Regions from separate parts of the Homo sapiens genome. Here region 2 is linked to region 1. A link is an interaction called in ENCODE POLR2A ChIA-PET data of the cell type or tissue named here. Cell type or tissue: PC-9. All regions are shown on one strand. Each heading gives the region's core, and the rest is flanking DNA. Links, peaks and the distances in the headings are about the cores only. Region 1 overlaps NINJ2 (ninjurin 2). Region 2 overlaps WNK1 (WNK lysine deficient protein kinase 1).

Region 1 (12,405 bases), core at 5,368-7,867:
GCCACGGCACCTAGGCTGGACATCTATTCTTTAAAGAACTCTGTGTTACCAAATTCAGTTCTGCAATCTGTCCCAAGAACTTCCTTTTCTGTGCCCTAAGTTACGATAGAGGAAGAGGCACATCAACCCCAGGCCTGCCTGCCTTTCTTTCTTTCCTTCTTTTCTTTCCTCCTTTTCTTTCTTTTTCTTTCCCTCTTTCTTTCTTTCTTTTTCTTTCTTTCTTTCTTTCTCTCTCTCTCTTTCTTTCTTTCTTTCTCTCTCTCTTTCTTTCTCTTCCTTCCTTCCTTTCTTTCTCTCTCTCTCTCTTTCTTTCTTTTCTTCTTTCTTTCTTCCTTCTTTCTTTTTGTCTTGCTCTGTCACCCAGGCTGGAGTGCAGTGGCACGATCTTGGCTCATTACAACCACCACCTCCTGGGTTTACGCAATTCTCCTGCTTCAGCCTCCTGCATAGCTCAGATTGCAAGGGCACACCACCACACCCAGCTAATTTTTGTATTTTTAGTAGAGACAGGGTTTCACCATGTTGGCCAGGCTGGTCTCGAACTCCTGACCTCAAGTGATCTGCCTGCCTCAGCCTCCCAAAGTTGGGATTATAGGCATGAGCCACTGTGCCCGGCTCCCAGGGCTTTCTTGAAGTGGCATAAAAGTAAGAAAGGATTTTAGAAATCATTTAGTCTAAACTCCTCCTGGTTACACCTTTGGAAGCATTTCCCTGTAGATATTCTTCCCATACCCACCATACCTCTTTCTTGGCAATAAATAACCTGCTAGAAGTCAGAAGAGAGAAAAACTTCCATGAGTTTCCAGGAAGCGAGGCCATTATTACTTGTTGTAGGAGGTTGCCCCCCAATATCTATTTGACCTTCTTGCAGGATAGTAGAATATTTGACGGGATGCATGACCACTTAGCTAAAGTCAGCATTTCCCAATCCGTCTTGCAGCAGCAGGGCTGTATGACCAAGGTCTGGCTAATGAGAACTTAGCAAGAAGAATTGTGGCCCTAAAAGGAAGGCACCTGTCTTCTCTATCCCCTCCCTCCCTTTTTCCCAGGCTGGAATGTGGAGATTGTGGTGAGCATCTTCAATCATGTGTATAAGGTACATATCCCAGGAGCAGAGCAACAAGCTAGAAGGAGCTTGGGTCCCAAACACCGTGGAGCTACTGTATTATCCCTGGACTGTCTGCACGCAGACTATTACACACAGGCGAGAAATAAACTTCCATTTTGGTCTAAGCTGTTATTATTTGGCGTCTTGCGTCAGTGAAACCTGCATCCTAACACAACACTCTGTGGGGTGTCGGGGCAGTCGCAACCTCCCGTTCTCTGAGAAACCCCCAATTCCACACACCTAGGAGGTAGCCTGGTGACATTATATCCGGTCCAGGAATATCTGGCTCAGGCTGGGTAGAGTAGGGGCGGGAGTCCTGTCCAAGCAGGGCCAATCAGATTTTCCCTTCCATTAATCTGGAACTGAGATTCACTGTTGCTATTCAACCTCCACGGACTACATGAACCAAGATGCACCAGGAGAAGCAAAAATGAGAGGCCAGGCAGCCCCAGAAAAGCAGAGGGAAGGAGCTGTCTGGGTTGGTAGGGCTCGAGGTTCTGGCCCAGGCACTTGGATGACCTCCCTGATCTCCCTGTTGTGTGGTTCTTGGGAGAGATCCTGACACTTTATGATAAACTCCCTCTTTTGGTCTCAGATGCTTTAGGTTCCTTTCTGTCACCCGTAACCCAAAGTGCCTGAGTCTCTTCTGATCCTTGTAAAGATCTGTGTATCCTCAAAACCAGAGGACCCATGTGTCTGCAGCACACCCTTGGCACACCGGGTCCTCTCCGTCACTGCAATCATAGAAGGTCCTGAGGTGAACTAGGTAGATAGACAGATTGATCGCCTGATCGGCTGATTGGTGAATCAATCCATGGGTCTTCCAAGGGATGCTAAACAGGCCTCATGGAATCACAGAATCAGGGTGAAAGGGACAAAAGGCATCAGGCAAGGTGTGACCAGAAAGGCTTAGTGACATGTCCAAAGCGTGCAATTCAGTGGCAGAGTTTCAACTGGACCCCAGCCCAGCACTCCCAGGTTCACTCCTCCTCCCCTGCCATCCCTGGCTGGCCCAATCTGGGGGTGCTCTGACACACTAGGAATAGTTTCCCCATGCTAATGAGCAAAATCCCTGTGACAGCTATGTCAAATCAAGCATATCTGCGGCTCCTAAGAAAAATGAAAATGTATCCTTTTCTCCTTTTTCTGGGTCTTTCTCTATAATTCTAAATCTCATCACGCATTTTAAATAATAAATGGGCTGGGGGCGGTGGCTCATGCCTATAATCCCAGCACTTTTGTAGGCTGAGGCAGGTGGATCACCTGAGGTCAGGAGTTCAAGACTAGCCTAGCCAATATGGTGAAACCCCATCTCTACTAAAAGTACAAAAAATTAGCTGGGCATAGTGGCAGGCACCTGTAATCCCAGCTACTTGGGAGGCTGAGGCAGGAGAATTGCTTGAACTTAGGAGGCAGAGGTTGCAGTGAGCCAAGATTGCGACATTACACTCCAGACTAGGAGACAGAACGAGACTCTGTCTCAAAAATAAATAAATAGGCCGGGCGCGGTGGCTCACGCCTGTAATCCCAGCACTTTGGGAGGCTGAGGCGGGCAGATCACGAGGTCAGGAGATCAAGACCATCCTGGCTAATACGGTGAAACCCCGTCTCTACTAAAAATTCAAAAAATTAGCCGGGCGTGGTGGCGGGCGCCTGTAGTCCCAGCTACTCAGGAGGCTGAGGCAGGAGAATGGCGTGAACCCAGGAGATGGAGCTTGCAGTGAGCCGAGATCGCGCCACTGCACTCCAGCCCGGGTGACAGAGTGAGACTTTGTCTCAAAAAATAATAATAATAAATTAAATAAATAAATTAATTAATTAATTAAAAATGGCCTTTCTTCTCTGGAAGGAGCAATGATGGTACCTCCACCATGTGCCAGGCCCCACACTGGCATTTTCTTTCCAGGTGCTATTCATTTAAGCCCTTCCAGAAGCCACAGGCATGTGGGGTGGAGAAAGGCCAAGCAGCTTGTCCATAGCACGTGGCTAGTAAGAACAGTCTCTTACACGATGTCCTACTGCCTCCTAAAGAAGACCATCCTTAGCGATGGTTGCTGCCTTGACTTTCCAGCCTTCTCCACAGGCACCTGCTCAGCTTGGTTTGGGTCCATGGGTATTGGGAAGTTACTAATCCCACTGTGGTTTATACCTCATGACTTCTTGCATTCGGCTGAATATTCTAGACTGCATGAGGGAGAGGACTGTGTGTAGGTCCAGGGACTTGGTCTTGGGAGAACATAAGTCTGGGTCGTTGGGTGGTGGCAGAACAAAATGTTTGGAGATGGAATCTAGATGATCATCTGTGCGTGAGCTTCATGCCCAGGGGACATGGTGGGGTGGGGGTGGCGGTGTGCCTGTGTGCCCACGGGGGGCTCAGCAGATGGCACTCTTCCCTCACAGTCCTGCCGGGCCTGGCTCCCTCCCTCTGTCTTCTTCCCCTTGCATTCCCTACTTGCCTCTCTACATGTCTTCCTCCTCCATGCCTAGACGTTCTTTAGTACCTGTGCTCTAAGAGGATTCCTGCTTCCCTCTTATCCAGAGAAGTCACTTAGTTAGCTCATTTTTTTTTCCTCCAAAGAAGGGAACAAAGGCTTGACACCTCAGGGCTCGGCCTGCCTGTTTTTTGAGCTGTGTTTGCACCCAGAGCTGAGTGTCTGTCTAGCTCAGGTTCCCAGAGGCCTAGGGGCAAGACCATGTCTTCACACGTCGGGCAGCGTGCATTGTCAGCGCTCTATGAAAAACAAATAGCAGTTATGCAAAGACAAGGAAGCTGCTGGCTCATGGAGGCTGTGGTCCCGAGCTCAAAAGATGCAGGCTTGAGGTCTTAACTGCTTCCATTTAGCGCACAAGCCCACGTCCCTGACACCAGCCACAGGAGGATTCTGCACTCCCATGGTCTCTCTGAAGAGTCGGGAGAGCGGTTTGTGTGAATGTGTAAGGTAGGGGAGGACTCTCTGATTTCATTATGGATTATAGAAATAATAACCTACAGTCATCTTTCAGCTCTGATAAATGAGTGACTCTCAAAGGAGATATGCACGCCCCATTAGGAAGCTACATCCAAATCTCAGCAATCAGGGTGCTAAATGAGAACACCTTATATTTACCAAGAGGAGCATGATTTTTTTAAATGACTGACAGCTTTTCCAAAGGCTAGATCTCCTTCTCGTTCTTTTCTCTACTAAGAAACTCTGGCTCATGCCTGTAATCCCAGCACTTTGGGAGGCCGAGGCAGGTGGATCACCTGAGGTCAGGAGTTCAAGACCAGCCTGACCAACACAGAGAAATCCCGTCTCTACCAAAAATAAAAAATTAGCCGGGCGTAGTGGCGCATGCCTGTAATCCCAACTACTTGGGAGGCTGAGGCAGGAGAATTGCTTGAACCTGGGAGCCGGAGGTTGCAGTGAGCCGAGATCACACCATTGCACTCTAGCCCCGGGCGACAAGAGCGAAACTCCATCTTAAAAAAAAAGAAACTCTGCTCACCCTTCAAAGCCCAGCTCCACTGCCACAGCCCTTGGGAAGCCTTCCTCAGCTCCTATCGGCTAAATTTATCCCTCTTTCTCAGTTCTCCCAAAGCATTTGCTTCACTCCACTAGTACAGCACGTACCATGGGCTATTAGAGGGCTATGTGTGGGACTGTCATCCTGTGGGCTGCATGCATCCCAAGCACAGGAAATGTGCCTCACACGACTTCACATGCCCTTTTCAGGGTCATCTGACAAGCAAGGGAAAATCCTACAATTGGCAGAGCAGTTGTGTTGATGTAGGAAGTGTCTGAGAGGAAAGGGCTGAAAGGAAAAGTGAGGCACACTCTCGGAGAGCTAGAATATCATTCCAGGGGGTTTTAGCTAGGGTGAGGGGCTGCAGAAAGCAGTACTTGTAATGGGCCAGAGGTATAGTAGTTAGAGAAAGCTGATAAGAATTTGTTGCGGTAAAGGAAGTTCTCAGGAAGGTAAAGGACTGGTTCAAGGAAACTTCTGAGTATAAAAAAACCAGGACTGCATTGCCATTTCAACGGGTTGCCTGGACTAGATTTTGAAGCAAAGTCCTATAGTCAGGAAAACTCCAGGAGCTGACTTGGACTTCTCCAAGAACAGAGGCTGGAGGAGGAAAGAAGGAAGCAAAGGCCATGGTAATGACCTTACCATTGGGATAAACTGTGTCAAGCTGCACTGAGTAACCAGGTTGTGTCCTGTAAGTTACTAATCCCACCATGGTTTATACCTCATGACTTCTTGCATTCTGCTGAATATTCTAGACTGCCTGAGAGAGAGGACTGTGTGTAGGTCCAGGGGTTTGGTCTTGGGAGAACATAAGACTGGGTCGTTGGGTGGTGGCAGAACAAAATGTTTGGAGATGGAATCTAGACGATCATCTGTGCGTGAGCTTCATTACAGTGAAGAGTGGGACTGCTCTGGTCCCAGGGTAATGACGGTGACAGTGCTGCAGGTTGCAGGAAACCCACCCCATTCCCCCTCCAAATAGGAAAGAGGCCACGATGCCAAGAAAAGGGACTTCTTGACTACAAAATGGGCCTAGCTACCAACTTATAAATTAGAAGCAAGACTTCTGAGTGGTGTCAGGAAACTGCTAGTGTTCTCCTCTCTTGTACCTTTAAGATTTATCCAAAATGAGACACCTTTCTACACAATAGCATCTGATGTGACCTAAGTGTGGAGACAAGAATCCCTAGTTGAACCAATGAAGGATCAAAAGACGCTAAAAGCTTACCTTGGCATCTCAGGCACTTGGAAAGCTAGCATTGCCTCCAGTTCTTTAAAAAAAGTGTGCTCAGCCGGGCGCAGTGGCTCATGCCTGTAATCCCAGCACTTTGGGAGGCCAAGGTTGGCGGATCACCTGAGGTCAAGAGTTCAAGACCAGCCTGGCCAACATGGTGAAACCCCGTCTCTACTAAAAATACAAAAATTAGCCAGACGTGGTGGCGCACACCTGTAATCCCTGCTACTCGGGAGGCTGAGGCAGGAGAATCGCTGGAACCTGGGAGGCGGAGGTTGCAGTGAGCTGATCACTCCATTGCACTCCAGCCTGGGCGACAAAGCAAGACTCCATCTCAAAAACAAAAAAGTGTGTTCACCCCCTGTTCTTGCCCTAGGTCCCTAATCTAAGCGAAGTTGTTGTAGTAAAGCCTGGGATGCGCTAAGAGGACAACAGAGGAAAGACACTGGGGGAAGAGCCCACAGCAGTCAGAGCACGTCCTCCCCTCACGAAGCCTTCCCTAAAGCCCTGGCCGCGTGCTGAGAATCCTTCCTTCTAATCCTGCCCCTGCATATCCGTGGCCCAAGCATTCCTTCTGCCTCCAGACCTGCCTCCACAACAGCTGATGAGGCAAGTGTCCTGGCTGAAGCGCAGCAGTTCACATCCCCTTTCTTTCTGGCCTTGACATTAGAGGATGCCTGTGCAGCTCTGAAGCTCCTGGGGATAAAAGGCTCAGGCTGCTGTGCTTCTTCTCACAGGTCCCTGAGCTCCCCCAGGGCTTTCCTACACAGAAGGCCGGCTGGCTGAGCACTCCCAGCTGCAGCCCCGCTGGCGTCGCCGTGTTTTCTGTGCTCTGCGCTCACTCCCCAGGACGTTCTGGTTTCCTCATCTCAGCTCTCTTTGTTTAGCCACAGAGATTGGGCAACTTCTGTTGGGCAGCGAGGTCAGGGCCCTGCCTCCTAAGAAGGGGCCTCTCCCTCACAGGTCAGTCTGAAGTCACTTGTTCTCCAAGCCCTTGCTCACCCCAGGGCCCTGACACTCAAGTCCATCCAACACCAGGTGCCTCTTTCTCTGGGCACTTGGTGCCCAGGTAAAATTTTCAGATATTATTGCTGTTTTTAACATTATTCAGTGAATAACGTACTCTGGTGGTCTGAAAGGGATAAGGGGGGATTCTGATTTACGGATTTAATGTCAGACTGCATAAAAGCCTCCTCTCTCTCCTTCGGAAGTTTTCTAGGGTGCTAGGTGGCAGCAACCCTGTTCTGTCAATAGGACCATCTGAACCCGTAGGAGCTCCTTGCTGGACAATGCCAAAGTGCGGCTGCAGTATGTGGTTAAAAGTCCCGTGGAGAGTTGGTAATGAGGAGGTGGGGGTGAGGAGTTGGTAATGAGGAGGTGGGGGTGAGGAGTTGGTAATGAGGTGGGGGTGAGGAGTTGGTAATGAGGTGGGGGTGAGGAGTTGGTAATGAGGTGGGGGTGAGGAGTTGGTAATAAGGTGGGGGTGAGGAGTTGGTAATGAGGTGGGGGTGAGGGGGGAGTGTTGAGAAGGCAGTATGCCACTCTGGAACCCCAGAACAGCATTTTAGGACTCAGGGCCCAGAGGCGTTTTAGGACTATGGAAACTTACCACAGGAAGGGCTTTAGTAATCAGTTGTGCCTGATCTGTCTATTTTACAGAGGAAGAAACTGAGGCTCAGAGAGGCATATAACCTACCAGCAGGCTTTGGTTAGTGATCTGGGTTGACCCAGTGAAGGTCAGTCTGACAGCACTGTGGCCCAGGGCCCTCTCAGTCATGGCACCAGAGCCTCGGGCTCCAAGGAGACTGCAGTTTTGGATCAGGAGCCGAATTGCCTCTTATCGCAGAAGTTCTGTCTCCATCTGCAGGGAAAAGGAGGCTCTTGGCCTCCCAGGGTAGCAAAAGGCAAACACACTTGGTTACCGGGAGCCCTTGAGAAGGTGGCAAGAGTGGAGAAGAGCAAACACCCGACTCCCTCCATCTCTGGCTTTGGCTCTAGACTCAGATGGTTTAGAGCCAAGGCCTCCAATGGCCTCTCAGAGCTCTCAGAGAGCCCTGTTCAGGTGCAGAAAAACTGGTCTCGTGTATTCTCCATGGGTCCCCACAAACAACAGATTATCAGAAAGGTCAGGCTTCTTTCTGACAGGGGCAGCAAAACTAAATCCCAGAACTTCTAAAGGTCACGTGCCTTGTGGAGAAATAGTTGGGGAGTGAGGTGCCCGCAATTTCTTTTGAGGAGAGCAGTGGCTAGAAGGAATGGTCCAGGAGGGGGGCAGTTTATTGTCAGGACCATTGGATGGAGTCCAGCAAGTATTTATCAGGAGTTGATGGTGTGTGCAGCCCCAAGCTGGGCACTTGGGGTAGGGGATGGAGAGTATGTTTAGGACTTGGCCCCTGCTTACAAGGTGCTTGCTGGCAATATAAGATTCTCATATGTGATTCAAAAAAGAGAAAAGGCAGAAGCTATGTTAATGGCCAAAGAGAACATGCTTTAGAAGGAATGAGAAAAATCAGTGTGGGCTCCTCTAGTTCTGAAGAGCTTCATGGAGTGGGGCGATCTTTACACAGCCCCACACCCTGCAGTCAGTGTGTGAACTGAGGAGAGAGGTGGGAATGAGCATAGGAACTCACCCTTTCTAACCTCCTTTGTACACAGGCTGTGAGCTAGAATTAGAATGTAAAGAACGCTGTGTCCTCCAAGGGTGGCATATTGCCTGCGGAGTCCTCCTGGGCCCTTGCAGGATGTGGCCAAGATGCTTGGTGCTGCAGATAGTCTCCCGGAAGAGAGGGGCTTACACATTCTTGGTAAGCTGTGGCTGGGTTTAGAATGATTCCTTGGGAAAAGGGGTAGCAAAGTAACTTTGTCCTGAAGAAGCCCCAAGTATCCTGAGCCCAGCAGCCTTACATAAAGTAGTATTGCATAGTGACTACCATTTCAGGGTCTGGATTTAGACTTGGCTTTGAGTCCTATCTCTGCAGCTTTTAGTAACTGTGTGACATTGTCATTGACCTCTCTAAGCTTCAGTTTCCTCATCTATAAAGTGAAGATAATATTCCTTAATGGTCAGGGTTATAGTGAGGACTAAGTGAGGGAGGGCTCAGCTGCCAGCTTGGCATCCTCAGCCCATGGCAGCCGTGTCATGGCTTTGTGCTCCAGTTTGTTGCCAGGGCCTGGTGTTTCATGGTTCACTCTCTTGTCTGACTGTTTCCCAGATCAGGCAAGCCCTAAAGCGTCCTTTCATCCCTTTGGACACCTCCTAGTGACGGGAGAGCACAGGCAGTATGGGAGTGGGAAACTGGATGTCATAGCTGAGTGTCCATTCTATAGCTCGTGGGCATCATGCCATGGGCATCTCTTGACATAGTCAAGAGACCTGGATGGAAATGGGCCCCAAACTACTTCACTAGGAGCTTTGTTTTCCTAGACCACAGTTTCTTCATCTATAAAATAAACAGCTTAAATTAGACCAGCGATCCCCGCTTTGCGGGAAGGGGAGAGGGTCTCAGACAGTATGGGGTCCCTGAATCCAGATGCACAGCAAACATTGCCTAGAGAACAAATAGATGATGCGTCTCACACATAAAGCCTGTGCTGTTTGTCAAATGCACAGAGGTGCTGCTATAATTTTTAAGATACATGTAAAAAGTATTACTGAATGCATGGTAGCTTTTTCTCAGCATGCAGTTCTTCATTTGTAGATACTAAAAGTACAATTATGATTACTTGGAAGGATCCAAAAGTGGTTTTGAAGTTTGTTTGTTTGTTTGTTTGTTTGTTTTTGAGACAGAGTCTTACTCTGTCACCCAGGCTGGAGTGCAGTGGCGCAATCTTGGCTCACTGCAACCTCTGCCTCCTGGGTTGGAGTAATTCTCCTGCCTCAGCCTCCGGAGTAGCTGGGATTACAGGTGTGCGCCACAATGCCTGGCTAATTTTTGTATTTTTAGTAGAGACGGGGTTTTGCCATGTTGGCCAGGCTGGTCTTAAACTCCTGACCTCAGGTGATCCACCCACCTCGGCCTCCCAGAGTGCTGGGATTACAGGCATGAACCACTGCTCCCAGCTAAGGTTTTGAAGTCTTAAAGAGGTACTCAGGCTTGAAAAGTTTGGCTACCACTGGATGAGATGAAGGACTTACTCAGCCTCTCCTGGATGTGGCTCCTAATTCCAACCTAACAAACAAGCACTCCTGAGTCTCTAGCTTCACGTCCTTCTTGAAGAAATAGCAGCTACTAGAAGAGGTTCCCCTGTGGCAGTGAAGACAAACTAGAAGGAGAGACAAGTAAGAAAGAGTAGTGTACAACCAGGCATGGTGATTCACACCTGTAATCCCAGCACTTTAGGAGGCTGAGGCAGGAGGATTGCTTGAGCCCAGAAGTTCAAGACCAGCCTGGGCAACATAGAGAGATGCCATCTCTATAAAAAAATTTAAAAAAAAAATTAGCCAGGCATGATGGCACACACTTGTAGTCCCAGCTACTTGGGAGGCTGAAATGGGAGAATTGCTTGATCCTGAGAGTTTGAGGCTGTAGTGAGCTGTGATTGCACCACTGCACTCCACCCTAGGTGACAGGGTAAGACCCTGTCAAAAAGAAAAGAAAGAAAAAGAAAAAAAAAGAAAGAAAGAAAAGAAAAAGAAAAGAAAAAAAGAAAACAGAAAAGAAAAGAGAGAGAGCCTGGGCACAGTGGTTCACAACTGTAATCCCAGCACTTTGGGAGGCCGAGACGGGAGATGGGAGATCAAGAGATCAAGACCATCCTGGCCAACATGGTGAAACCCCATCTCTACTAAAAATACAAAAATTAGCTGGGCATAGTGGCGTGTGCCTGTAGTCCCAGCTACTCAGGAGACTGAGGCAGGAGAATCACTTGAACCCGGGAGGCAGAGGTTGCAGTGAGCCAAGATTGCGCCACTGCACTCCAGCCTGGTGACAGAGTGAGACTCCGTCTCAGAAAAAAAAAAAAAAAGAGAGAGAAAGAATAGTGTGGCCACGCACTGTGGCTCACACCTGTAATCCCAGCACTTTGGGAGGCCGAGGTGGGTGGATCACAAGGTCAGGAGTTCGTGACCAGCCTGGCCAAGATGGCGAAACACTGTCTCTACTAAAATTAGCCAGGCATGGTGGCAGGTGCCTGTAATCCCAGCTGCTCAGGAGGCTGAGGTAGAGAACTGCTTGAACCTGGGAGGCGGAGGCTGCAGTGAGCTGAGATCACGCCACTGTACTCCATCCTGGGTGACAGAGCAAGACTGTGTCGGGAAAAAAAAAAAAAAAAAGGCCAGGCGCAGTGGCTCATGCCTGTAATCCCAGCACTCTGGGAGGCCGAGGCGGGCGGATCATGAGGTCAGGAGATCGAGACCACGGTGAAACCCCGTCTCTACTAAAAAATACAAAAAATTAGCCGGGTGCGGTGGTGGGTGCCTGTAGTCCCAGCTACTCAGGAGGCTGAAGCAGGAGAATGGCATGAACCCGGGAAGCGGAGCTTGCTGTGAGCTGAGATCACGCCACTGCACTCCAGCCTGGGTGACAGAGTGAGACTCCGTCTCAAAAAAAAAAAAAAAAAAAAAAAAAGGAAAGAAAGAAAGAAAGGGGCTACCTAAAGAGAGGAAGACAACTTTTATAAGAAACTCTGGGAAATGCTCAGGACTCTATTTGTTTAAAGGCCCTTTTTAAGAAATGCTTGCCACTTCCTAGTATTTGTCATTGTTTCCTACTGCACACGTTTGCAGCATATGGGAAGTGGGAGGAGTTAGAATGTCCTCCAAATTCCCCTGACACCCAGTTCCCACCTTCATCCTCTAGAAAAATGTGTTGCTTTGTTTTGTTTAACTTTTCGGGTCACAGACCCTTTCAGAATCTGATAAAGGTGATGGACCCCCTACCTCACCCTAAATGCAGTCACACACGGATAGCTTTTCTTTTTTTTTTAATTTTAATTTTTTTCATGAATAACTTTTCACATAATTTCAGCAGGTTCATCGCCTCCTGAGTTCACATGGACCCCCTTGGGAATTTATGGACACCCCCGCCCAGGTTAGGAAAACCTGCTCTTGTGTGGGTTGCTTCAAACAAGTTTAAATTTGCCTTCTCCTAGTTGTCCATAGATCTAAGCTTTTTCTAAAAGTCCCATGGAACTTGTAATGAGACCTCTAAATGTCCCATATCCCAAAATGCTGTTGTAGGCTTCTTAGATTTTGGAAGACCAGATCAGCAAAAGACAGCATGCACTCAGGTGGAATATTGCAAAGGTAGACATCAGCTCAAGGCTAGCTTCTCTGGGCAGCTGGTGCAAGGTGAATGGAAGCAAGATAGGGGCTCAGGAACAGAGTCCATCTGAGAGCCAGCACTCCCTCCTGACAGTGACAGTTTTGTAAGTTTCTGTCCTAGGAGCTGTGGGCCTGCAGACCTGTGGTCCTTGAAGTGGAAAGCTGCTCCCATCTCTAGGAAGGATCTCCCAGCCTCTGTCCCCCTCCCCCACTGCTACCCGAGCAGCTCTCCCTTCACCTCAGGCCCTGTGTGACACACCTTTCCCCAGGGTTCCTGCCCCGGCAGCCTGCCCT
Region 2 (12,405 bases), core at 6,359-8,858, 150 kb after region 1:
TAAGAATTTTAACAGTTTGAATTTAAGAGTGTTTGGAAATTTGCTTGTTGTAATCATCATACTCAGGTTAGTTAAGAAAAACCACAGTCATTCCTGCAGATACCTTTTGTGCAGCTGAGGTTCAGCTTCTCAGAGACAATATTATTTTTGTCAGTAGATACGTGGTAGATGGTCTAGTTAACCAAACACACACTAATGTATAAACCAAACAGTGAGAGATGAAATTAATTAGTGAATCAAATGATTAATGTGCACATTCTCTGTTACTAGATAGAGATTAACAGATTTCTTGGGATAAGATCATTTTCATGGCTAAGAGTTTTGAGCTACATAACCTGATATATCTATCTTTATGTGGATCATCTCCTTCCATGGACTGGTAGATTATTGTGGATTAAGGTAAATCGGGAAATGCAACAGATTTATCTCTTTAACATGCTAAAGAGTTACTAGATATCATTGTCATATTAAAATGTTCTTTGAACTCTCCATATTGCCCCTCTCACACACAGTCATCCGTCAGTATACACAGGAGATTGGTTCCAGACAGCCCCCACCCCAGGGTACCAAAATTCACAAATGCACAAGTCTCTTAAATAAAATGGTGTATTTTCATATAACCTACAGTAGTACATCCTCCTGTATAGTTTATTTTTTAATTTAATTTTTTTTTTTTTTTGAGGCTGAGTCTTGCTCTGTTGCCCAGGCTGGAGTACAGTGGCACAATCTCAGCTCACTGCTACCTCTGCCTCCTGGGTTCAAGCGATTGTCATGCCTCAGCCTCCCGAGTAGCTGGGATTACAGGCACATGCTACCATGCCCAACTAATTTTTGTATTTTTAGTAGAGATGGGGTTTCATCACGTTGGCCAGGCTGGTCTCGAACTCCTGACCTCAAGTGATCCATCTGCCTCTGCCTCCCAAAACGCTGGGATTACAGGTGTGGCTCCTCACGTATAGTTTAAGTCATCACTAAATTACTTATAATACCTAATACAATGTAAGTGCTATGTAAATAGTTTTTATACTGTAGTGTTTTAAAATTCATGTTGTTTTTTATTATTGTGTTTTGTTATTGTTTTTTCCCCCAATATTTTCATCTGCAGTTAGTTGAATCCATGGATGCAGAACATGTGGATATGGAACCTGAGGATGTGGAGGGCGGACTGTTCTTATGTGTAGAAAGTAGAGAGTAACTGAAGAGTTGAGTTTTAAACAGAGAAGTTAATTGGTTAGATTTGCATAGCAGTAATTGCCCAAAAATAGATTAAAGGCATACAGGGGGAAGTGTAGAGATTCCAGTAGTCCCCACTCTTCTTCTTAGGGGATAATGGTTATTTTTTTCTCCTGCTTTTCATTTTTTTTTTGAGACAGAGTTTCACTCTTGTTGCCCAGCTGGAGTGCAATGGCGCGATCTCGGCTCACCACAACATTTGCCTCCTGAGTTCAAGGGATTCTCCTGCCTCAGCCTCCCGAGTAGCTGGGATTACAGGAAGGCGCCACCATGCCCAGCTAATTTTGTATTTTTAGTAGAGGTGGGGTTTCTCCATGTTGGTCAGGCTGGTCTCCAACTCCCGACCTCAGGCGATCCGCCAGCCTCGGCCTCCCAAAGTGCTGGAATTACAGGTGTGAGCCACCACTCCTGGTCCGTATTTTTATCTTTTGGTTCTGTTTACTTTGAGGTTTGCAAGACCTCCCGTGGATACCTGAAGCTACAGACACTACTGAACCCTATGCATACTTTGCTTTTTCCATCCCATAACCCATTAGACTAAGTGACTAAAGGACGAGATGGGTGGGTGGCATTAACAGTGTGAATATGCTGAACAAAGGGATGACATGTCCCATTCGAGATTTCATCACACTAGTCAGAATGGCACACAATTTAAAAGTCGTGAATTGTTGGCTAGGCGTGGTGGCTCACGCTTGTAATCCCAACACTTTGGGAGGCCGAGGTTAGTGGATAACCTGAGGTCAGAAGTTGGAGACCAGCCTAGTCAACATGGTGAAACCCTGTCTCTACTAAAAATACAAAAAAAAAACTAGCCGGGTGTGGTGGTGCATGCCTGTAATCCCAGCTACTTGGGAGGTTGAGGCAGGAGAATCACTTGAACCCGGGAGGTGGAGGTTGCAGTGAGCCAAGATTGCGCCATTGCACTCCAGCCTGGGCGACAAGAGGGAAACTCTGTCTCAAAAAAAAAAGAAAAAGTTATGAATTGTTTATTTCTGGAATTTTCCATTTAATATTTTTGGACAGTGGGAAGTGAAGCCTCAAGTAAGGGAGGGCTACTCTAGTTAGGATATGAGTGTGAGATTTTTAGGACCTAAACTAGGGAGATAATAGAAGGAATAGAACATTTAGATATTTAGGAGATAAAATATTTAGGGTTTAGTGGATAATTTAGTGATTAATTGGTGTTTGGAGGAAAAATGAAGCATGGATAAGAGGTTAGGGGATGATAGTGCTGTCAACTGAGAGAGAAAAATCAAAGGTTTTTTTTAAGTTTTAAGGTTTTTTGTTTTTTAGATGGGAGGAGGTATGGAGATGTATTCAATTGGACATGTTGAGTTTGAGATTCTTATGTAATCTCCAGTAAGAAGTTCAATAGGCAGTTGGATATATTACTAAAACTTGAAGACTAGGTCTGAGATGAAGATAAAAGCTGATGATTCCCAAAAATGTCTATATTAGTTGTAGCTGAAATAATGGAAGTAAATGAGATACGCTAGGGAGAGGATATGAAGAGATAGAAAAATTAGAGAGAGGGAGAGGGAAGAGTAATGGTCCTCAGGCAAAATAGTAACAATTACCAAGGGAATAAAATTTCAAGAAAATAATACATCAGAGAAGTTCTATTTTCATAGTAGTAATTGTGGAGAATGAATTTAACAAGTAGTAAAGAAATGTAGTAGTTAGGCTGTTGAAATTGTTGCACTTGGCTATTAACAAATCATTAACACAGCACGGTGGCTCACGCCTGTAATCCCAGCACTTTGGGAGGCTGAAGTGGGCGGATCACCTGAGGTCAGGAGTTAGAGACCAGCCTGACCAACATGGAGAAACCCCGTCTCTACTAAAAATACAAAAATTAGCTGGGCCTGGTGGCACATGCCTATATTCCCAACTACTCGGCAGGCTGAGGCAGAAGAATCGCTTGAACCGGGGAGGTGGAGGTTGTGGTGAGCCGAGATCACAGCATTGCACTCCAGCCTGGGCAACGAGCGAAACTCCGTCTCAAAAAAAAAAAAAAAAAAAAGAAAGAAAAATCATTAACATTCCCACTGAGAAACAGCCCTGACAAAAAGAAATTAAAAAAAAAGTCAGTAACAATTAAATTTAAGGTTGCCTCAGTAAGGGGGAGGTTGAATAAGAGAGAAGCACATAAATACATGTAAGTCACTGGTAATGCCCTAGATTTCTGCACTGTTCACTATCTAATACAATATCCACCAGCCTCACGTGGCTATTTCGCTCTTGCCACCCAGGCTGGAGTGCAGTGGCGTGATCTTGGCTCACTGTAACCTCTGCCTGCCAGGTTCAAGCAATTCTGCCTCAGCCTCCTGAGTAGCTGGGATTACAGGCACGTGCCACCACACCCAGCTAATTTTGTATTTTTAGTAGAGACAGGGTTTTGCCATGTTGGCCAGGCTGGTCTGGAACTCCTCAGGTGATCCACCCATCTCAGTCTTCCAAAGTGCTGGGAGTACAGGTGTGAGCCACTGCGTCCAGCCTTTATGTGGCTATTTAAATTTAAATAAATTAAAATGAAATTTTTAGAACTTCATTGTCTTGTACTAGCCACATTTCAAGTGCTCAGTGACAACATGTGGCTACGATATTGGATTGCACAGATAAAGAACATTTTCAGGCTGGGCATGGTGGCTTATACCTGTAATCTCAATACTTTGGAAGGCTGAGGCAGGAGGATTGCTTGGGCCCAGGAGTTCAAGACCAGCCTGGGCAACATAGCAAGACCCTGTCTACAAAAAATTAAAAAATTAGCTGGGCCTGGTGGTGTGCATCTGTAACCCCAGCTACTTTAAGAGACTGAACTGGGTGGATTGCTTGAGCTGGGGAGGTCAGGGCTGCAGTGAGGCTTGATCATGCCACTTGCACTTCAGCCTAGGTGACAGAGCTATGACCCTGTCTCAAAAACAATTTTTTTTTAATCATTGCAGAAAATTCTTTTGGAATGTGCTATATCCAGATCTTGGGTCAAGTTGTGCTTTTAAAAAATATAACGATATGAGGACTGTGCATGGTGGCTCATACTTCTAATCTCAGCACTTCTGGGAGGCCGAGGTGAGAGCATTGCTTGAGGCCAGGAGTTTAAGACTAGGCTGGGCAATGTAGCAAGATCTGGGTCTCCAAAAAATTTTAAAAATAAAAATAATAACTTTATCCAAAAAGTTCAACTTTAACCATAAAGTTCATCCTTTTAAAGTATATAGAGTGTTGTTTTTAGAACTGAAGTTACACATTTAAATATGTATACTCTATTAATAAAGAAAAAATAGTTATTTTTTGGGAAACTGTACAAAGGATGTTATCACATACATGCAGAATTAATAAAGGTTAACAATATGTCATAGTTACTCAAAATATTTGGTGACCTTACAGTTTCAGAAGAAGGGAAAATTTGCAGTGGGTTTAATGAGTGGATGAGAGGAAGTTTAGAAAGTAGAGACAATAAGTGTAGGCTGGGGTGAGGGTTGAAAAATTACATATTGGATACAATGTTCACTATTTGGGTGATAAGGCGATAAGGTTAGGTAACTAGAAACCCTAACCTCACCATTATGCAGTATATCCATGTAACAAACTTGCACATGTACCCCTGAATCCATAATAAAATATATGTATGTAAATAAAAATTAAAAAATAAAACCATGAACAAAATAAGTGTAGGCTGTTTATTCTGGTAATTTTAAATGAATAAGTTCAGGGAAGGTTGGGTACAAGGATGAGATGGATAGATGAGCTGGAAAAGGTCTTTAAAAGTTGAAACATTGAACTGTCATGTTTTGTCTGCTTTGGTATCTATCATAAGTCTGTTCCAAGCCAATTACTGCTTTAGCTTTGATTATTCTTTTTTTTTTTGAGACAGTCTCGCTCTGTCACCCAGGCTGGAGTGCAGTGGCATGATCTTGGCTCACTGCAACCTCCGCCTCCTGGGTTCAAGTGATTCTTCTGCCTTAGCCTCCCGAGTAGCTGGGACTACAGGCGCGCACCACCATGCCCAGCTAATTTTTGTTTTTTTAGTAGAGACGAGGTTTCACCATGTTGGTTGGGCTGGTATTGAACTCCTGACCTCATGATCCGCCTGCCTTGGCCTCCCAAAGTGCTGGGATGACAGGTGTGAGCCACCACACCCGGCTTATTTTATTATTATTTTTGAGATGGAGTCTTGCTCTGTCGCCCAGGCTGGAGTGCAGTGGCATGATCTCAGTTCACTGCAGCCTCCGCCTCCCAGGTTCAAGTGATTCTCCTGCCTCAGCCTCCCAAGCAGCTGGGATTACAGGTGTCTGCCACCCCACCTGGCTAATTTTTGTGTTTTTAGTAGAGACAGGGTTTCAACATGTTGGCCAGGCTGATCTTGAACTCCTGACCTCAAGCGGTCTGCCCACCTGGGCCTCCCAAAGTGTTGGGATTACAGGCGTGAGCCACCGTGCCCGGCCCTAGATGTTCTTTAGATTAAAATAGTTCATTGTGGTCAAACAGGTTCATGCTCTCTTACACCAGGGGTAATCCATACTTGGACACACAAGAGCTTATGTCAAAATATGGCAGATTTCTTAAAATATTCCTGTTGTGGCAGACTTTCTGGGTTGATAGGTTTTTTTTTTTTTTTTTTTTTTTTTTTTTTTTTTTGGAGACAGAGTCTTGCTCTGTCGCTCACGCTGGAGCGCAGTGGTGCAGTCTTGGCTCACTGCAACCTACGCCTCCCGGATTCAAGCAATTCTCCTGCCTCAGCCTGCTGAGTAGCTGGGATTACAGGCGCGCGCCACCATGCCTGGCTAATTTTTGTATTTTTAGTAGAGACGGGGTTTCACCATATTGGTCGGGCTGGTCTCAAACTCCTGACCCCGTGATCCACCCTCCTTGGCCTCCCAAAGTGCTGGGATAACAGGCATGACCCACCACGCCTGGCCGGGTTGATAGGGGTTTTCAGCCTTACCTACACATGCAAATCTCCTTTCCCTCTGTAATCCCCAAATTTAGACTTTAATTCTCCTGTCTTTCAAGGGGAGTTGCCTTACTCTGTGTGGGTTCAGGGTGAGGGAAACTTTTCAGCCAGTTTATGTCATTGAAGTACATTGAAGTTTATCAGGGAATTTCTAATAATAGTAAACTTAAAATGGAAGGCCTTGGAGTTGTAGTTGTTTACCAGAAGAGTTTTTGGCTTTTTCTGCATACTTCTACACACCTCTTACCTCCCTTCCTAATTGATAGAGACAGATTTTTATCAGGTCACACATGGAATCTGCTACTCCCTTTGAATTCAGGTCTGTTTGCTTCAACGACGTAACTGAGAAGGACCACTCTAGATGGCTCCTTTCTACCTAGACATGCTCTTTTCTACCTAGACAAAAAAAGCCACCAGCCATTAATAAATGGTAAACTATCAACTTAAATATTTGTTCTGCCTACCCAGGCACCCTACTACATAGAGGGGCTAGTTTAGGTTTTAGTTTGGTGACAAATTGTTTGTGTTGCATTGTATCAGGTTTTTTTTGTTCGTTTGTTTTTGAGGCAGAGTCTCTCTCTGTCCAGGCCCAGGCTGTAGTGCAGTAGAGAGATATATTGGCTCACTGCAACCTCCATCTCCCGGGTTCAGGCAATTATCGTTCCTCAACCTCCCAAGTAGCTGGGGTTACAGGCGCTTGCAACCATGACCAGCTAATTTTTATATTTTTAGTAGAGACGGGATTTCATCATGTTGGCCAGGCTGGCCTAGAACTCCTGACTTCAAGTGATCTGCCCGCCTCGGCCTCCCAAAGTGCTGGGATTACAGGCGTGAGCTACCATGCCCGGCCTGCTTGTATCGGTTTCTTTATGTCTCCACAGATTTTTTTGTTTTCATGGACATAAGTGGGGAGCATAGAGATATTTTGCTAGTGATCATCCTCTGGCTAAAGCATAGTTTGATTTCTGTGATAAGAATCTTGACCATATTCTATCCCTCTTAGAAGGGCAGAAGTGAAACTGCCATATTACCCATAAATACCACTATTATAGGCTTTCACAAATCTGTATTTACTGAGTGTGTACTTGGTGTGAATACCTCATTAATGTTTTAAACATCTGCCATTCTTATTCTCTTAATGAGTAAAGTTAACTTCTTCAACAACCAGTACTTAGCTAAATATTACACAATATAATTTTTCCCTTTCTTCATGTAATGGATGAAGTTTTTTTGTTTTTTTTTTGAGACGGAGTCTTGCTCTGTCACCAAACTGGAGTGCAGTGGTGCAATCTCAGCTCACTGCAACCTCCGCTTCCCAGGTTCAAGCGATTCTTCTGCCTCAGCCTCCCGAGTAGCTGGGATTACAGGCACGCACCACCACACCCGGCTAATTTTTTGTATTTTAGTAGAGATGGGGTTTCACCATGTTGACCAGGCTGGTCTCAAACTCCTGACCTCATGATCCACCCGCCTCAGCCTCCCAAACTGCTGGGATTGTAGGCGTGAGCCACTGTGCCCAGCCTGGATGTAGTATTTAAAGAAAAAACAAAAAACTCTTTACTGTGAAATACTTTCAAACATAACAGTTGTCCCAGATTTGGCTAGAAGCTACCTTCCGTTTCCTTTTTTTTTTGACAGATTCTCACTCTGTTACCCAGGCTGGAGTGCAGTGGCACCATCTCTGCTCACTGCAACCTCCGCCTCCTGGGTTCAAGTGATTCTCATGCCTCAGCCTCCCAAATTGCTGGGATTACAGGCGCATGCCACCACGACCGGCTAGTTTTTGTATTTTTAGTAGAGACAGGTTTTGCCATGTTGGCCAGGCTGGTCTCAAACTCCTGACTGACCTCAAGTGATCTTCCCGTCTCAGCCTCCCAAAGTGCTGGGATTACAGGTGTGGGCCACAATGCCTAGCCCCTTCTGCATCCTTGTTATTAACATGTCCCTATCATTTTTTTATGACATCCTTACTTTCTGTAGAAGATGTTCTCAGTTCATTTTATTATTTCCCCACCCCAGTCCTGCAGCAGCAATTTCTCCTGGAGCCCTGGTTCTTTTTATTGTAGAAAGGTATTCAGAAAAATCTGGGTGCCAGGTGTGCTCGGCTACTGGGCCTGTTTTCGGTGAAGAATTAGTGTCTTAGTTCATTTGCGCTACTATAACATAATATATAAAGAACAGAAGTTTATTTCCTCGCAGTTCTGTAGGCCTAGAAGTCCAGGCAAGACAGAGGCATCTGTTGAGGTCTTTCTTGCCACGTGCTCACATGGCAGAGGGCTTCAGGGCAAGAGAGTGTGAACCCACTCTCAAAAGCCTTTTTTATAGCTGCATTAATTCATTCATGGAGGCAGAGCCCCACTTCCCAAAACACTGTTACATTGCATAAGTTTCTTTTTTTTTTTTTTGAGACGGAGTTTCACTCTTGTTGCCCAGGCTGGAGTGCAATGGCGTGATCTCAGCCCACCACAACCTCCGCCTCCCAGGTTCAAGCGATTCTCCTGCCTCAGCCTCCCTGAGTAGCTGGGATTACAGGCATGCGCCACCATGTCTGGCTAATTTTTTATTTTTAGTAGAGACATGGTTTCTCTATGTTGGTCAGGCTGGTCTCAAACTCCTGACCTCAGGTGATCCACCTGCCTCGGCCTCCCAAAGTGCTGGGATTATAGGCGTGAGCCACTGCGCCCGGCCAGGAATTAAGTTTCTGATACATGAATTTGGTGGGGAGGAAGCATTTAGACCATAGCAGTTAGGAAATATTTATAAGTAAGCATGTGTGTTTTGGATTTTGAAAATTTAGTATGAAAAAGAAAAGCATTTGTTTTCAAAAAATTGGATTACATATTGAAATGATGATGTTTAGATATATTTGTTAAATATATTAATCTGTTTCTTTTTACATTTTTAATGTGACTACTAGAAAATTAAATTTCATTTAGCTCACATTATGTTTCTGTTAACCATCGCTAATTTAGACTATTCTATTAAAATGCTGTGAAAGTTGATGCTACAGCAAATTTACTACTTCCTTTTAAAAAATATCTTAATACCTTCCTTTTTGTGGTTTCTTGCATTAGCATCCTCTACAGGCCATAATTCTTTGCTGTTGCTGAACACAGAAATTTGGGGTTTTAAACTCTTAGTGGTTTGTGATGCTTTTCATACCAGATTGTTAAGAAAATTGGAATCCTCATCCTTTAAAATATTATCTTTTGTTATTTGCCAGCATGTCCGGTAATCAGAAATGGCATTTCTTTATGGCTTTGTTCTTTGAGAACTTTAATTGTTGTTAAGAGAATATTAGAAGTGTTTACTATAAATATCTTGAAATATTTGGGAAATATTTTGGTTTATTTCAGATAAACTGCTAGTGTATGTTTGGAATACGTTAAATGCATAAACTTACTGCTTTATATTTTCTTTTTTTTTGGAGACGGAGTCTTCGCTTTGTCTCGCCCAGGCTGGAGTGCAGTGGTGTGATCTCAGCTCACTGCAACCTCTGCCTCCTGGGTTCAAGCGACTCTCCTGCCTCTGCCTCCTGATTAGCTGGGACTACAGGTGCATGCCACCACGCCCGGCTAATTTTTTGTATTTTTAGTAGAGATGGGGTTTCACCGTGTTAGCCAGGATGGTCTCCATCTCCTGACCTCGTGATCCGCCCGCCTCTGCCTCCCAAAGTGCTGGGATGACAGGTGTGAGCTACTATGCCCGGCGCTTTATATTCTTTAGTAATTTCTGGCCATTGTGGCTCCTTAAGCTTGTTAATTAATTTAGTGTCCATATTCATATCTTAATGATACTGAGAAATTGGTTAAATTGGTTTTTGGTGTCTGTCTCTTGCTTATGAAAGATAAACTGTAGTTCAGCTATTTATTAGCATTGAGTTTTTCTAGAATAGTTAAATTTTTTTGTTTGTTTTTGAGACAGGGTCTTATTCTGCCCCCTGGGTTCAAGCGATTCTCCTGACCCAGCCTCCTGAGTAGCTGGGATTACAGGGGTATGCCACCACGTCCAGCTAATTTTTGTATTTTTAGTAGAGACACGGTTTCACCATATTGGCCCGGTTGATCTCGAACTCCTGACCTCAGGTGATCTGCCCGCCTCGGCCTCCCAAAGTGTTGGGATTACAGGCATGAGCCTCTGCACCCAGCCTTAACTGCTTTATTTTAATAAAGTTGTAATATATTTGAGATGGCAAGACCATTCTCTTCAGACTGTTAATGGTAATTTTTTAAAATTATTTTTTATTTTTAGACTGGGTTGCACACTGTCACCTAGGCTGGTCTTGAACTTCTAGCTTCAAGCAATCCTCCTGTTTCAGCCTCCCAAAGTATTGGGATTACAGGCTTGAGAAACCCTCTTAATTTAAGGACTGCAGAAGCTTACTTTTTTTTTTTGCATAAGGGCCTTTGATAGTCATTGTTTATGGCTACAAACTAATTTGATTTTGACTAAATTATCTGAGTTATAAACTTCATTTATTTCCACCTTAGTTATTGTAACCATCCTTAATTCATACACAAAAAAGATGCTTTAAAAAATTAGTAAAACACTCTCGTTATAAAAATTAGGAAATTAGAGGAGGAAAAAGGAAATAAAAAATCACCTGCAGTCAGTATCTTTATCCAGAGATAAGCATTGTTACTGTGTATGACACACTGGTTTCTGTGTGTTTGAACTCTGTTTTTATAGTTATCGTTATATTGTATGGTTGTACAGTTTGCCTGTTTTACCACATAGCAAAAGCATTTTCCCATTTAAGATCTTGAGGTTTTTAGATTAAAAAGCAGCAAAATATTTGTACACAGTAATCATAATTGGGGTGTGTGTGTGTGTGTGTGTATGTATGTGTGTGTGTGTATGTATAGGGGTGTGTGTATGTGTATGTATGTATGTATGCCACCATACAGCAGCGTAATTATGTGTATACATACGTATGCACACACGGTTATGTTGCTGTATGGTGGCATCATTTGCCTGATTTACCTTATAGAAAAACCATTTCCCACATTAAAATTTTGAAGTTATATATAAAAAACACTTGAATTCTTGAGTATATATTATTTTTTTAATTCTCAGTAAGAGAAAATTAGAATGTTTGTCCCACAGATGCAAACATTTAGTTAGAACTAAATCTAGTAAATTGATCATTGATACATTTGATTGCTCTGAACAGAAGTTTAGAAGTCATGGTTGATATATTACAAAGCTAAATTATTTTTTTCACTTCCAGTCTTTGTTCAGAGATTTGCAAGAAAGTCCATTCACTGCTTCGCATATAATTTGGGGTATTATCAGTAGTTTGTTTTTAGAACAGTGGTACTGTGTGGTTCAGAAATTTGTAAAAGCCAAGTGTTAGGGTGTTTAATAACAGTACATTGTAAGTTCTTTGAGGAGCTGGGCACGGTGGCTCACACCTGTAATCCAGCACTTTGGGAGGCCAAGGCGGGCAGATCACCTGAGGTCAGGAGTTCGAGACCAGCCTGACCAACATGGAGAAACCCCATCTCTACTAAAAATACAAAATTAGCCGGGTGTGGTGACGCATGCCTGTTATCCCAGCTACTTGGGAGGCTGAGGCAGGAGAATCGCTTGAACCCGGGAGGCGGAGGTTGCGGTGAGCTGAGATTGCGCCATTGCATTCCAGCCTGGGCAATAAGAGCAAAACTCCATCTCAAAAAAAAAAAAGTTCTTTAAAGAAGTTTAGTTTCGTATATTGACTAAGCTATAGGGGGAAAAGCCTTACTGTGCCTTTTCCACTTCCTACCCACTCAAGATAACCTAAGTTGGCTTCCTTTATTTAAAGTGTTAAATCTACTCTAGAGCATACCAAAGATATTTTGAAAATATAGGAAATTCTTAATGCATTTAAAAGGAACTACTTCCCAATCAGTTTTTTTCCCATCATAGAAGTAATGTATACTCAGAGATATCTTAAAAAACAAGGAAAAATAAAAACCAAAATAACCCCACTGAAGTTTCATCACTAAAAGACAATGTCGATATAGCATTTAGAATGTTTGCCTGTTCCTCCCTCTCATGATGGATTTTAATATTTATTCACCAAATGTTTATTGTACTCCTATGTGCTTGAGGCTGTCTCAGGTAGCAAATAGAGAAAAAAATTCTGCCCTTGTGAAACTTATGTTTCAGTGGGATCATAGGTGTATGTTTGCAATTTTATATCCTGAAAATTTTATAATTCAGTATAACATAAGAAT

What was found. ChIA-PET counts read pairs that join two places held together with the same protein. Peaks named below come from ENCODE experiments on the same cell type or tissue, not always from the same donor. Only the 100,000 strongest peaks of a DNase experiment are listed, where the experiment ranks them.
Region 2: POLR2A ChIA-PET joins it to region 1 with 6 read pairs; 19 of 35 experiments call an interaction of 5 or more read pairs at or near these places.

Annotation. Positions count from the first base shown.
Region 1 is chr12:611,019-623,423 of GRCh38, forward strand. The region is part of intron 1 of NINJ2 (ninjurin 2); the gene reads right to left. Among named protein-coding and RNA genes, the nearest start is that of NINJ2-AS1, 14 kb to the right of the region's middle. RefSeq lists an enhancer at 11,951-12,405. In PC-9, for the core only: no CTCF peak of the experiment used is centred there; a DNase peak (open chromatin) is centred at 6,743.
Region 2 is chr12:761,399-773,803 of GRCh38, forward strand. All of the region lies in intron 1 of WNK1 (WNK lysine deficient protein kinase 1), which reads left to right. Among named protein-coding and RNA genes, the nearest start is that of WNK1, 15 kb to the left of the region's middle. In PC-9, for the core only: no CTCF peak of the experiment used is centred there; no DNase peak of the experiment used is centred there.